Regions from separate parts of the Homo sapiens genome. Here region 2 is linked to region 1. The links are chromatin loops, found by intact Hi-C in ENCODE. Cell type or tissue: natural killer cell. All regions are shown on one strand.

Region 1 (8,000 bases):
CATAGAGCTGGGAAAAGGCATGTGACGTAGTAATCATCTGCCTTCATTCAACACAGTGGTCCAGACCCTCAGCCTCTTTGAGGCTCTAGATTTAGAATAATCTATATCATCTGAAGGAAAGATACATTTCACTTGAAACAGAAGCTTTTCTATACCAACAGCCTCTCCTTCAAGCCCTTCTATGGAAAGTGCTCATTTCACATCCTGTCGTAAACTTGCTAGTTGTCACTTGTGGAAAGTTGGTGCATGGTTACCTTTTGTGGAGATGAGAGTCAGGATCAGGAACTGGGGGACTGAGCCCACCAGGTGTGGACTGCCTAGGCTGTCCCTCCTTGACCCCACGCTCTGGCCAACTTCGACTGCTCCAAAAGAGCAACCCCACTGCAGGAGATGTCCCTCCTTGGGGTCGCCACACCAGGAGCAGGCCTCCGGAAACCTGAGAAGTACTTCGAGAATGACAGCCATCCTCGGCTCCTAGAGACTCACTTGTCCAAGAAAAATATCTATATAAATAAAAATTCTCATAGCAATAGGAATAATGTGAACAATCAATGTGGCAAATTGAACTAGCTGTAAATCAGTTTCCTTAACTTTGAATTAGGGTTAATTAACCTTAACCTCTCTTACCTGACAAAATAAGATCAGCGAGGAAGGTGATTTTCAACATTGAGGGTTAGCCGAAGTAAATCAGCAATAATAGTAATACAAATAGTGATAGAGTAAGAAGAGTAATATAATGAAAACTGTTTCGTTGAGCACCTGTGTATCAGAGGCTTGATGCTAGCTAAATACCTTACTTATATTGCTTCAAAAAATTCATACGATGAATTTGCATGTTAGATATTATTCTCATTTCAGAGGAAAAAATACTTCAGTAACTTGGCTAATTATAAAACTGTTAGTAATAAGTGATTGGACTGTGATTGGAGCCTATTGTACAAAGGGTTCGATTTGCAACTCTAATCTATTGACAGTGGCATAGAGTGGCCGAGAACTTAAATGTGTGGTCCAGGGATGGCCAGAAAGACTGCTGAGATTGATTAGCAGCATCTGCTGTGAGCCTAAGTAAGGACTAGGGGTAGCAGAACAGCAGCATATTTGCCTGCTGCATCACGCTGCCTCTCAAGCTAATGTAACTTGGGGAGGAAGGAAAGCCTCTTCACCTTAAAGTGTATTTTGTTAAAGTGTCACGATGTGACACTGTTGTGATAAAAACCACCTGGTTCCAAAGCGTGCAGAGGATGAAATGTGCGAGGGGCAGAGCTAGTGGCTCCCCACAAATAACAATTATCCCATTGGCCCCCACAGTGCTCCCCAGCAGTAGCACTGTCACATCCCAACAATGCGCCTTTGCCCACAGACACATGGGCCCAATGGCTGGCACTGACGGTTTCCCTGAAAAGTGCTACTGTCCTCTGTTCTGAGTTAGCCTTATTGTTCAGAGCTTAGGGAATGAGGCACATGTCCAGATATGGGACAATAATATGTGCTATACACTTGCTGTCAGCAATATTATAGGTCACCATGATATCAAAACCTTCAACTCTACAGTGCTCTGAACTGACCTCCCCATACCCTAGCCCTCAAACTTGTGAATACCTATTTGCCCCTAATTCAAATACCACTTCCTCTGAAGTCTTCTAGGACTACCACTCACTAGCCAGAGTTAGCTTAATGATTTTTTTTCACTCCATCATCTAAAACCATGCCAATAAATATTTGACCACTGAAAGAATAAATGAACTTGTGTGAATACCTTAGAAATTGGGAATAAATTACAATGATTTTTTGAGACCCAAAAGGATGAAAGGATAGCAACCATTTCAAGCATACATTCTTTGGATCTACTCTGATCATGTGGGAATTACATAGTCTAACAGCAAGTAGAGTAAGAGGAAGGGTTTTGGGCTATACCCCAGCACTTTGGGAGGCCGAGGCAGGTGGATCACGAGGTCAGGAGTTTGAGACCGGCCTGGCCAACATAGTGAAACCCCATCTCTACTAAAAACACAAAAAATTAGCCTGGCATGGTGGTGCATGCCTGTAGTCCCAGCTACTTGGGAGGCTGAGGAAGGAGAGTCACTTGAACCCAGGAGGCGGAGGTTGCAGTGAGCTGAGATCATGCCACTGTACTCCAGCCTGGCTGAGAGAGCGAGATTCTGTCTCAAAAAAAAAAAAAAAAAAAAAAAAAGCCATCATTTGGTGAGGGAAAGACAGTACACAAAAAAAATTCAGATAAGACAGAAAAATCTCTATTACTTGATGCTACTAATGAAATCAACCCTTCATCCCCAAATTAGGACAGATAATGGACTATAAAGACTTAGGTCATTCCACGGGGAGGAGACATTTCCTTAAGATAAGAAAGTAAAAAGCCAGTTTTGTTATGAACAGGGGAGAAATGCAAAGGTCCTGAGGCAGAAAACTGAAAGTGTCTGAAAGTTCTGGAGTGATTGGCTCACAGTGAACAAGAAGAGAATGGCAGGAGGTGAGAGTGGAGAATGGGGAGAGAGAGGCAGTGCAGAGAGGCCTTGTCGGTCCTGATAAAGGAGTTGAGGTTTTTATTCCAAGTGCAGAGAAAAACCACTGAAGGATTAAACAGGATCTATATCTGTAAAATGACAGTAATCCTCTGCAGGACAATTTCATACAGTGGAAAGAGTAACACCATTTGATGGAGTCTTTATACCTTTAGAGAAGCTACTTACAAAGACCCAACTTAATAGACAATTGCCAGGAATTAAACTTCATTATTTTGATACTGTAGAAAGTTGACCTTTAGTTCTAGTTGGCAGATGCGTGCTTTCTGGACAGGTTAGCCTAGTGGAATGATTTATTCTAGAGCAACTCTAAGATATTTTAAGTAAAAAACAGTGCCTCTGAGGAGAAAAGAAGGCTCCATTTCCCAATTCAACAGTTGTTCATTCATTGATCTCTCAGCTGACTTCTAGAGTAAGATGCTGCCCTTTTGGGCAGAAAAGGCTAGGCAGGTCCATCTTCCCCACATGGTCAGCCAGCTCTCCTTTCAGTCCCGGGCATGGTTCACACACTCTGGGACATACACTTAAGGGGCTCACTTCGTAATAGTGGCTGCTTGTTCCTATTGCCAAGTGCTTTCCCATGGCAGGTTGTGTTTCTTGAGCCTAATGTGTTCCAGAACTTCCTATTTCCTTACCAGTTCTCTGATTTAAAGAAATTGTTTATTTTTTCTTCACTTTTTCAACAATCTCACTTTTTCAACAGTCTTTATTGAGCACCTGTGCCTATGTGGAGATTAAACACATTGCGGGGCATTGAAGAACAGTGTTGGGGTGGTATTAGCACAACACTGGTTCTAGGGAGCTCAGGGAGTGAGCACTTATCTCTGCCTGAGTGGGCTTCCTGGAGGAGGTGACAGAGCTAAGCTTTTGAAGGAGTCTCATTCTGACATCTCTGAGAAAGATGGATCAGACAGTAGAAAGTGATTTGGAGACTGCTGGAGAAATCCAAGGAGGGCACAAAAAGCCTGGGCTGGCAAGGCGAGTCCAGAGGTAGAGGAAAAGTTTGCCTAAAGAGGTAAACAGGTTTTCAGGAAATAGAGCCAGTAGAACTTGGAGAATGATTGGGCACAGGGCAAATTTGAGATAATTCCAAGAGTTTGCAGCCACACCCATCTGCTCTCCAAGGAATAGTTCCCAAGCTGAAACTCAAAGGTCACCAGCATTCTTCATGAGATCCTGCTCTGAATCTGTTACCCTTTTTCATGACCTCTTTTTGGAACAGTGATGAAGAGGAAGTGGTATCATATATGGTTTCAGAATAAAGCCCTTGAGTCATTGTATTAGCTCTTGTTTACAGAACATTTTAAGATGCTTTCAAGGAAATACAAATAATATGATTCTTATGCCTATTTCCTGCCAGTGGCCAACCAGTCTTCTAAGTATGGTTGATGTGAGAAGTGAAACTATTTTCCTAAATGCTGTTTCTTTTCTCTTTTCATTATGAAGTATATTCGGTGCTCTTCGAACTGGTGCTTATATGGTGTACATTTTGATGACCAAAGGCCTGAAGCAGTCAGTTTGTGACCAGGGTTTTTACAATGGACCTGTCAGCAAATTCTGGGCTTATGCATTTGTGCTAAGCAAAGCACCCGAACTAGGTGAGTATCTTCTTCCATTTCCTCTCCCTCTCTTTGTAGCAACATATCCACAGTATTTATTTAGTGAGCAAAGAAACATTTTGAAGGTCCTATTTTGTTGGTTGCAAGAAAGTTACAATGAATGAATTTGAGTTCTTGCCTGACTTCTACTTTTTATTGTTCGCTCCCTCTTTCCTTTTAAATAATTTTACATTGTGCATATTAAGAGTAGATAGTTTATACTGAACATGCTGATTTTCGAGCTCTACTAAAAATATACCTCCACGGACTTATAAAATGTACAGAGACCCCTTTAAAAGGCCCACTGAGCTGAGCTAATATTAAAACATGGGGGAAGAAAAGAGCAACACAGCTATTTCCAAGTCCCATATCTGAGCATACTTTCATCTGTAGAGTTAGGATTCAGATTAGGAATTAAGCTTTTCATTTGGGGACCCTCCTGTTCTCATTAACAAATGCTGAGGGTTGGTCTCTGGTGGTGTTTGATTTTAATCATCAAGACTGGCCTTAGGGAAGGGGAATGTAATTTACCTTCCAGAAAGTAATAGAAAATACAGGCTGTATTTGTAGATTTCTATAATTTTTCCCTCAACCCTTGAATGGTCTTGAATGTAAGTGTGGCACAGGTTACCAGAAATAGTAAAGTCAAGGAGTTAATGTGGGCACAGTTTTCCAGGAAGATGTCTTTATTTACACAGAAAGAGATCTAGTGGTGACAATAAGCTCTGAGTACATCCATGAGTAATGCTAGCAAACTGGTACAGATTGTACAGGTACAAACTGGTAAGGCAAACCTGGTCACCTCTGGGGTTCTGGGTTTTTTTTCACCTGCAATTAAGAATTATACATATTTAGTTCAAAAGATATCAATTGCAATTTTTGCCATTGTTTTCAATGGCAAAACCGCAGTTAACTTTTGCACCAACCTAATATGTATTGTCCCCTCTCCTGTTTCTCCTAAAAAGGGAGTTTGGTGTTGTACTTTCCTTACAAACCACCTGCAATATAAGCTATGAGCAGTCTTCTGTAAGGTGCCCCTTGTTCACGCCCCGTGTCCATTCAGATAGAATGGGAACTGTCTGATTTGTGTGGGCCGGCAACCCAGCCACCTTCCACTGGAAGCCAGAAACCTGCTGTTTATAAGTAGATGACAATTGGTTTGAGCTACTGTCTTCCCAGGTCAAAAACAAGGGAAGAACAACAGAAGAAAATTTTTCCTGAAAACCTTTCCTAAGAGGGGCAGAGGTACAAAGATAGTCCAAAATAACTAGATAACTACCGCGTGCATGTGCATGCCTGCACCGCTCCCCCCCTCCAACAGACACACAAACGCCTACACACACGGATCATATGAAAACGGTCTCAGGGTAAAATGCATTAGTGTGGATTCATTCATTCATTCATTCAGTGCATTTATGTTAAGCACTGGCTGAAATAGAATGGCAACTTTATCTAAAAGGAATTTTACAATACAGATTTTATGAACCAGGCCCCAGGAGGTATTGGTACCACTAGGTATGAAGTCATAGGCTAGAGAAGTGGTTTTCACCCTGGATTTACAGACAATGCCTGCAAAATCTGAAGAGGTATTTCTGGGAATTTTAAAATTATATGAGAATATTTTAATTTGCTTTGATTCATAGAGTTTCTGAATCAGAGCACTTGTTCTCAAACTGGGGTTGATCTGAGAGTGTGAGCATGTATTCTTTACTCTTGGGGTTTTGTGATTTTTTTTTTTTTTTTTTTTTCCCTGAGACAGAGTCTTACTCTGTTGCCGAGGCTGGAGTGCAGTGGCGCGATCTCGGCTCACTGCAACCTCCGTGTCCCGGGTTCAAACAATTCTCGTGCCTCAGCCTTCCGAGTAGCTGGGATTACAGGTGTGTGCCACTACACCCGGCTAATTTTTGTATTTTTAGTAGAGACGGGGTTTCACCATGTTGGCCAGGCTGGACTTGAACTCCTGACCTCAGGTAATCAGCCCGCCTCGGCCTCCCAAAGTGCTAGTATTATAGGCATGAGCCACTGTGCCCGGCTGTGGCTTTTTTTCTTTAAAATAAAATTACACGTTATTAAAGTCTGAATTATTTTAGTTGAGAAATATATCCCTCTTTTATGCTATTTAATAACCTTATTAATCCCCTATCTTTTTTGACAAAGGCCTGACTACAACTACATAAATGTAGTAAATGCATGAAACGTGATTTCCCCTGAATGCTACCCCTGAACACTTCAACAGTTTCTACCTTTTACTACTTCCCCCTCAATTTTTTTTTTAATAAGAAATAATCATGCCAGTAGGATGCAAGTAGGAGACTAGACTATGGCTGGAGACTGGACTTCCGACCTTTAAGCCTCAGATCACAAAAAAGCAGCCTCAGTGTTTTCTTCTAGAAACGCCTTTTCCCTGCAAGGACTAATTGTGTTGTGTTCTGAGTTATATACAGCTGTATTTGAGGTACTTGAGAACAAACATAGTCCTTTCTACCTTTTGGAGGAATAATTTATTGAAATGCCACCTCAAGCTATCTGTAGTGATTAATTTCCTTTAAAGACATAATCAGACCTATGCTCTCTGTCCTCCTGACTTTTAGGATTCCTAGAGAAGACCTATTAGTGTAGCACCCAGAGGTATTCATATTTTCATCTTCTATCTTGGTTGTGTTGATGCTGATGATGTTAATATCACCTGTCTTAATTTAATCCAGGCCCAAATGTCCATTCCCCTCAGCCTCATAGCGGACATTGTAATTGAATACAGTGTTCCCTCTTGAGCCCCAAAGGAGCCATAATCCAGTCTCCTATTTGCAGTCAACAGGAGTGGTGTGCTGCTGGCATGATAATCCCTTTCCCTGGAAAGGGCTCATTCATCACAATAATTTGTAGTAGTCCTTTGTGGATTATCCAATAATCGATGCAGTTAAAATATGAGATTGAAGTGTTGGAAAAAATAATATTCTAATCTTGACATAGTTCTTTAATGAGGCTAATTAGTAACACAAATTCTTCATACAGTTTCAAACCCTTTATAGAGATAATTTTCATGTTCTGAATACTTTTTTTTTTTAACATTTTAAAATATGGGATATTGTTCTTCAAATACTCTGGAGCTCCTCTGACAATGGCCATTCAGAGGTAAACCGCTGACTCAAAACAGGTCCAAAATCAGTGCAAGTGTCTCCAAGACAAGCAGATCTAGGTCTTTATGTAGTCAACATGTTTGCCTGGATGACTTTTTTTTCCCATGCATTTTGGAGGTTAAATTTCTTTCCAGTTTTTGCAGTTGGAAAATCTTGTCGCTACTATTTAATTAAGAGAGATTTACCCGTTTGGATTATTTAGAACTTTTCTTATTTTTAGGTCTCAAATTTTACCTTTCAATATTCTAAGATTCTGGACTCTTTATGAGCACCAAAAGGAAAAGATCTAGTGAGAAAAAAACAGTTCTTCCATGTATAGTACTGAAACTGTATCCCCCCCCCCAGCTCCCACAAACTCAAACTCTTGTTTTAAATTGCAGTAAAATATACATATTATTCAGATTGTTGAGCAACCATTACTCCATCAACTTCCAGAACTTTTGCATCTTCTCCAACTGAAATGCTACTCATTCCACACTAACTCCCCCTTCACTAAACTCTTAATAAATAGCAAGAAGACCTTTCTGTTTCAGCAGAAAACCGTGAGCTCATTTCAGTGAATTATGGGGTTGTAGGCCACTAGAACAAGTGAGAGGAAAAGAGCCACTAACCTGCTTTGTGTGCCAAATCTCTGAGCACCTACTATTTGGATTATATTAAAACCCGCTGAGATTTTGTTTTGTTAAAACTTGGAAATATCTGCTCTGAGCCCAGGTCCTTGCTCA
Region 2 (8,000 bases), 93 kb before region 1:
CTCTGCAGCAATCCTTCAGGGAGAATCACATCCTAATTCTAGGTCACTTGTTACCTAATCCTCTTTTCCTGACACAGCTTCTCACTCCAGAAAACATTTTAACTTCCTGAATATTAAGATTCTACTAAATGTGGCAGGCTCTGTAACAACCACCAATCCTTTACATTTTCAAGGTGGCTCTGGTGCAGCCTCCAGTTTTCTTGTCTTCCCCTTCTTATTTTCTATTCCTTTATTTGTCTCTTGAATAGGTATTTAAAGAAAGGAAAGCAGGCATATTTGGATATGTGCCCACTAAGGCACTATTCCTGAGAGAAGTTTGCAAAATGTCTTTTTCAAATGCCTGTGTGCTTTATTATTCCTATACTGCCTTGTAGCAACGCTCATTATTCAGGGCAGTGGTTCTCAACATGAGCTGTGCTTCCCGTGTTGTAATTGTCTGGGAACCTTTTATAATCACCAGTGCTGAGGCCTTGACATCTGTGGAAGTGGGGGTGGGAGGTTAATAAATCTCTCCAGGAGATGTGATGAGAACCTGTGGTTTAGGAAGATGTTAGATACGAGGAGGTTGTTGATCTGCCCCCAAGCTCTCTAGCAATTCTGATTATTTTAAATGTACCTGCAATATGTAGCCATTGTATCATGCATATTGAACTGTCTCGGGGTCTAGATATGGATATATGAACCAGGACGACTTGGGACTCTTACTGTCTGGAAAGAATGGCATTGTGTTAGAGGAAAAATAAGTGTTCCAAAAAAGCTCAATCGCATAGATAAATTCTGATATTTGTGATACAAATTGTTAAACTTTGATTTTGTAAAATATTCAATTTGTAATACAACCTATTTAAGTATCTTTGATAGATTGAAAAATTATTTTTTTCTGACTATTGTAAATAATAATTTTTTTTGCTATAGATTAGGAGTTTCCTATGCTCTCAGTCTCTAGGGCTATCCCTTCTGTATTAGTATAACTATAACTATATAATATGTAATAAATAGTATGTGACCAAATGTAGGAAGATTTTTAAAGCCATGACCATTATGATTTGATTCTTAAAAAACAATCATAATAATTTATAATTGAAAAACTTTTAAGAAGTAAAAGTTTTGGTCTATGTGAGTGTGGTCAATAGGTACTTCAAAATTAAATGTTCATAGAAGTTTAAAAAATATATTACTAGTTATGCCCCAAATTTGCTAAATATTTATTGGGCAATTATATATTAGTATATAATAGCAGTATATGCTATGTAGATTGTATAGTACAATATATTGTAGCAAGCATATATTAAGTGCCTAACGTGCTTAAAATATATTGCTCATTTAATTCTCAAATAATGCTGCAAGAATCAGTCACAGGATTGATAACTGTCAAAAAAGTAAAAGTTGGACTCAGATCTCTCTTTGTGGAAAGTCCCTGTTTTGACCTCTAGCACATTTTTGACCTAGCATTTCTTCTCCAAGTTAATTACAAATAAGAGATAGGATCCATAGTTAGTGTGACATTATAGCCTGTGATTATCTGTTTTGGTGGTTACACTGCCACTTCCCTTTCATGTAGCACCAAGCCATCTTCTCAACTCAGTGGGGATGGTGTAAGAGAAAAGTTAGCAGCTGGTAAGAAATTCGGTTTGGGTCTGATGACAGAAATAGCTCAAAAAATAACTTTGCTGAGAGGCAATCACATGTTCACATCAAGAAATTAATATCACAGCCTGGGCAACACACAAGAGCTTGTCTCTATTAATAATAAAAATAGGCCAGGTGTGGAGGCTCATGCCTGTAATCCCAGCTCTTTGGGAGGCCAAGGCAGGAGGATCACATGAGGCCAGGAGTTCACGACCAGCCTGGCCAATATGGTGAAATCCTGCCTCTACTAAAAATACAAAAATTAGTCAGGTGTGATGGTGCATGTCTGTAATCCCAGCTGCTCGGAGGCTGAGGCAGGAGAATCACCTGAACCTGGGAGGCGGAGGCTGCAGTGAGCTGATAGCGCACCACTGCACTCCAGCCTGGGAGATACAGTGAGACTCTGTATCAAAAAATAAAATAATAAATAAAATAAAATATTAGCTGGGTGTGGTGTCACACACCTATAGTCCCAGCTACTTGGGAGGCTGAGGTGGGAGGATCACTTGAGCCTAGAATGTGAAGGCTGTGGTGAGCCATGATTGCGCCATTGCACACCACCCTGGGTGACAGAGTAAGACTATCTCAGAAAAAGAAAACAAAAGAAAAGAAATTAATATTGATGGACAAAAAGCCTGGTACTTTTAAAATTTCTTAATTTTACTAAATAAAAGTGGAATTGGTAATTTTAATAGACAAAGTCTGTGCCTTGGTATAAAATTGGGGAGAAAAAAACTTCCTGTTTCCTTGCAAATGAAGTAAAGAATGCTGTTAGGGCAGTGGGGACAGCTAAGCCTTGTAAAGCTGCTTACATTGCATTAGAAACTACAAAGTAAGAAATAGCCCATTATTCCACTTCTAGTTATTTCAGGAATGACACTGGAGAGCTCTGTGGATCCTACTTTAAATGAAGATCTGTTAGTTTAAATCTGCAAAACCACTCTTAAAATTTTAAAAATTATAACAGTTTTTCATTTCTCTATATATGTTGGAGCATAAGGTTTCAAAAGCTTCAATTTCAGGGTGCCAAGAAGAAAACTGTTTTAAGAATGGGATTTACATAAAGGGTAAAATGTGTCAACAGCTTATGAATCTGAAAGGAGCATTTATTGGCTATAATTTTTTTTACATGGCATTTTCAGCTGATCACCCTTGTTGGATTTTATGTCAATAAGTACATTTCTCATCATCTGTAACTGTGGCAATTTTTAATCCTCCACTATTAATTATCAATTAAGTTTTAGCCCACCATCTATAAGTAGCATTTAAATTATCACACTATTAAAGTTTAAATCACTCAAAAGAGATAAGTAGGTAGTAATTGCTGTCATTGTATTTTGAAGATTAATATTTTGAGCAAAAAATTAAATTATGTATAAGGTCTCATAAGTTATGGAAGCTACCTACTTTCTGCAGAATGGTATGTGTACCACAATTTTACTGTAATTATAATTCCCTTTTCACTATTATTATTAAATCTTAACAGTGATACCAGAAAGTTTTCATAATGTACATTTTGGTTATAATTGTTTCTTCATCTCTGTCAGGGTTCTGGTTTCCTACTTACAAGCTGACACAGGTTGTGCTGCCTGATCATCATTAAAATGTGAATTTCTTATTTTCAAAACCATACCCAAAGGCACATCAAAAAGAAGTGGTTCGTCAACTACTGTGTCATTCCTGCTCTTCAATAGACCAGTGTTTATACTCACGGAGGGGTCACATAGGTTTGGCATCCTCCTTTTGAGAGACGAAGGATTGTCTTTGCTAATTTGAAAAAGCAAATTTTGAAAGAATGAAATGTTCATTTTGAAATAAGGTTTCTAGGACAGTGCAGTAAAATGCTTTCCCCTTCTAAAATTTTCTGAAATATTTTTAGCCTTCTAACATAAGTGCATGTGTACGCACACACTCACATACACTATATATAGCAACCTGGTTGTCACAATCCTCACTACTTCTACGTGTGATCTGTGTATGTGAACCAGCAGCATCACTGCAGAGCTTGCCAGAGATGCAGAATCTCAGGCAGGCCCCACCCCAGACCCACTGAATCAGAATGTGCATTTCAACAAGATTCCCAGGTGTTTCATATGTTCAAATATATCCACAGTGTGAGAAGCTCTGGTATCAGGCATCACTGCCTGGCAGAAAGGCCGGGCGTGGCACTATCTGTATTTTCACGGAATAAATTCTCATTCAGTGACTGAGAGAACCCTTTGTTCTTTTTAAAACAAAGGTGATCCTGAGCTGGGTGTCAGAGAGGTAAGATTTGGGAAAGTAAAGGTTTTATAATTCTAATAGGATGACAATAGCAGCTATATATATAATGCCAGGAAATAATACAGGAGACTCTACCGTGATAGATGGGTTTTTTCCTCAATCATTTTGTCTCTGATCGTGTATTTAGTTAATTCTCTGCAAAGAGAAGTGTCCATAATAGGACTTGATATGACATAAGGTATGCCCTCTTGATAGTCTTTAAGGAAACTTTATTATAGGGTAACCCAACCAATATTAAGTTTTAAAGATATTTTGGGGGGGCATATGGGAGGGCCAAGAGCCAAATCAATAGCAGTCAGCTATTTAGAATGAATCTTCTCATGAATATTTATCTTACTGTTACTCTGTATTAAACTCCCTTTTATTTTACATCTAGGATTTCTACCCAGTTTAGAACTTAGAGATGCCAATATTTTCAGATAAGGACTTTTTAGTTGTTGAATGCTATAACTTGTGTAATATTAATATTCACTGACTGATGATTAAATGTACCCTGTACAATCCATTATCTAAGTTAATCTTCACAGCAGTCCTAGGCAACAACGGACTTTTAAAATCTCCTTTTTACTGACGAGGAAACTCAGAAACCAAGAGATTAAGTAATTCACCAAACATTGTACAGCTAGTAAGTGGGAGAAGCAGGTGTTAAGTCTAGGATCTCTCATTCAAAAGTCCATCTCTTATTTATGATACAAGATTGCCTTTTAGACTTCTTTATGGCCCACAAATGCTGTCTCTTAATGGGCAGGCATGTCAAATCTCAACATCATTATTGGCCTTTTGGTAAATAATTACATATATAGAAGTCTTCTGACACACCCAAGCATCTATCCCATAGGTCAAACCCAAATACTGATCTTATTGGCAACTCATTAATATAACAATGGTACAAATTGAACATCCCTAATCTGAAAATCTGAAATCAGAAATGCTTCAACTCCGAAACTTTTTGAGTGCTAACATGACACCAAAAGTGGAAAATTCCACACCAGACCTCAAGTTGTAGGTCCAGACAAAACTTTGTTTAATGCATAAAATTATTAAAATTATTATATAAAATTACCTTTAGGCTATGTTTATAAGGTGTATATGAAACAATCAATTTTGTGTTTAGACTTGGGTCTCATCCCTAAGATATCTCATTATGTATATATAAATATTCCAAAATCCAAAAAAAAAAAAATCTGAAATCTGAAACACTTCTGGTTGGTCCCAAGCATTTTGGATAAAAGATACTCAACCTGTATTAAAAAATATTGAAATCTTTAGTCATGTAGAATTTATGCAATTAAAAGGTGCTGAAATTCAGTTAAGAATTTCAAAGTTAAAGTTTATATTTTAAATTTTTTTTTTTTTTTCAGACGGAGTCTTCCTCTGTCTCTCAGGCTGGAGTGCAGTGGCACGATCTTGGCTCACTGCAACCTCCGCCTCCCAGGTTCAAGCAGTTTTCCTGCCTCAGCCTCCTGCGTAGCTGGGATTACAGGCATGTGCCACCACGTCTGGCTAATTTTTGTATTTTTAGTAGAGACAGAGTTTCACCATGTTGGCCAGGCTGGTCTCAAACTCCTGACCTCAGGTGATCCGTCCACCTCGGCTTCCCAAAGTGCTGGGACTACAGGCCTGAGCCACCGTGCCCGGCCCTAAAACTGTATTTTTATTTTAAAATATGAATATCTATTATCACTAAGTAATAAAATTAAAGCTTGGAAATGAAAGGATCATACAATGCAAGAGTATCTAAAGTCATTTAAATAATGTCAAGAATAATGTTTTAATTATTCTGCTCTTAGAATTTTAAGCATTTTTAGTTTTAAAAATAAAAATGGAGTATTTTTGACAATATTTTGCTTAACATTCCCTAATTGCTGAGAAATCATCTGTTTCAGAAATTAGCCATTGACAGATAATGAGTTTGAGATTCCCTTTTGCCAGAAAAAATTGTAGTAACATACAATAATATGGAAATTGCCAGTATGTTTGGGTATTTATTAGATTGAGAACTATTTCAAACACATCTAGATCAATCTGTAAGCAAAGAATCCAAAACTTGTGAGTTTATTTCTTGTCGCCTGTCTGTTTAAGTCTGACAGTTTAGGCAAGGAGAATGTCTTATGAATTTGAGTATAATGAATTTGTGGAGGGGTTTTACTGAATGCATTTTCAGGATTATTTTGAAAATACATGAAGTAGACTGAACACGGTGGCTCACACCTGTAATTCCAGCACTTTGGGAGGCCGAAGCAGAAGGATTGCTTGAGTTCAGGAGTTCAGGACCAGCCTGGGCCACATAGTGAGACGGTGTCTCTATGAAAAACTAAAACTAAAACTAAAAATAAAATGCATGAAGTAAATGCAGAAAAAAAAAGAAACAGTTTCCATTCAAATTTCTACTTTTCAAATCTGAAACACATAACTGTTCACTCTCACTACATGATGTACTTGTTTTAAGGGGAAGAAAAATTCAAGATTTAAGAAGGCATTTATTTACGCTCTCAAAAATCTATAGGATACAGTCTTTGAAAATGAATACATTTATTAATTATTTTTGGGGTGCTTACAACATGTTTTTCTATGTTGGTCTTTTCTAAGTGGAGATTTTTCTATGTAGGCAGATAAATACCAGTATTAGGAAGAGATATATATTTATACTCATGGAGTACAAGTGCAGTTTTGTCACATGAATATACTGCATTGTGGTGAAGTCAGGCCTTCATTGCATCCATCAGTGGAGCAACACACTTCGTACCCACCAAGCAACCTGCCATCATCTATCACCCCATGCCTCCAAGTCTTCATTGTCCATCATTTCACACTCTGCTTCTTCTGTACAAATTATTTAGCTTCCACTTGTGAGAACATGTGGTATTTGTCTGTGTCTGAATTGTTTCACTTAAGATAATGGCCTCCGGTTCTATACATGTTGCTGAAAAAGACATGATCTCAATCTTTTTATGACTGAGTAGTATTCATTGTGTACACATAACACATTTTCTTTATTCGGTCCTCCACTGATGGACACTTAAGTCGATTCCATATGTTTGATATTGTGAACAGAGCTGTGATAAACATAAAAGGGCAGGTATCTTTTTGATATAATGATTTCATTTCCTTTGGGTGTATACCCAGCAGTGGGATTGCTGGATCAAAGGTTAGTCGTATTTTTAGTTCTCGAAGAAATCTCCATAGTTTTCCATACAGGTTGTACTAATTGATTTGCATTCCCGTCAACAATACAGAAGAGCTGGGTGCGGTGGCTCACACCTGTAATCCCAGCACTTTCGGAAGCCAAGATGGGTGGATCTCTTGAGCCCAGGAGTTCAAGACCAGCCTCAGCAACATGGTGAAACCTTGTCTCTACTAAAAATACAACAAATTAGCTGGGCATAGTGGCTTGTGCCTGTAATCCCAGCTACTTGGGAGGCCAAGGCAGGAGAATCGCTTGAGCCTGGGAGATTGACCTTGCAGTGAGCTGTGATGGTAGCACTGCACTCCAGCCTGGGCAACAGAGCGAGACTCTGTCTCAAAATAAAACAGAACAAAAAGTATATAAGCGTTCACTTTCCTCTGCATCCTTACCAACATCTGTTATTTTTTTGTCCTTTTTAAAAAAATTATTTTAAATTTTTGTGGGTACACAGTAAGTGTATATATTTATGGGGTACATGAGATGTTTTGATACAGGCATGCAGTGTATAATAATCACTTCATGGAAAATGGTGTATCCATCCCCTCAAGCATTTATCCTTTGTGTTACAAACAGTCCAATTATACTCTTAGTTATTTTTCAATGTAAAATTAAATTATTGACTATGCTTACCCTGTTGTGCTATCAAATACTAGGTCTTATTCATTCCTTCTATTTTTTTACGTATGTGCCCATTAACCATTCCTACCTCCCCCCCTCCCCCGCACAACCCCCTTCTGGGCCTCTGGTAACCATCTTTCTACTCTCTATCTCCATGAGTTCAACTGTTTAGATTGTACAAATAAGTGGGAACAGAGAAGATGCAGCGTTTGTCTTTCTGTGCCTGGCTTATTTCACTTAGCATAATGACCTCCAGTTCCATCCATGTTGTACATGTATTTTT

Evidence for each region. A loop is a pair of places that touch in the nucleus more often than their neighbours do. Peaks named below come from ENCODE experiments on the same cell type or tissue, not always from the same donor. Only the 100,000 strongest peaks of a DNase experiment are listed, where the experiment ranks them.
Region 2: it touches region 1 in a loop (3-fold over the local background); 4 of 110 quality-filtered maps call a loop at or near these places.

The regions. Positions count from the first base shown.
Region 1 is chr4:110,055,741-110,063,740 of GRCh38, reverse strand. It overlaps ELOVL6 (ELOVL fatty acid elongase 6), which reads left to right. Exons shown (of 4, transcript NM_024090.3): 3 at 3,987-4,138. Among named protein-coding and RNA genes, the nearest start is that of ELOVL6, 140 kb to the left of the region's middle. RefSeq lists an enhancer at 7,870-7,929. In natural killer cell, no CTCF peak of the experiment used is centred here; a DNase peak (open chromatin) is centred at 3,870; H3K4me3 peaks cover 1,008 bases; H3K27ac peaks cover 3,841 bases.
Region 2 is chr4:110,148,313-110,156,312 of GRCh38, reverse strand. All of the region lies in intron 1 of ELOVL6 (ELOVL fatty acid elongase 6), which reads left to right. Among named protein-coding and RNA genes, the nearest start is that of ELOVL6, 46 kb to the left of the region's middle. In natural killer cell, no CTCF peak of the experiment used is centred here; no DNase peak of the experiment used is centred here; H3K27ac peaks cover 850 bases.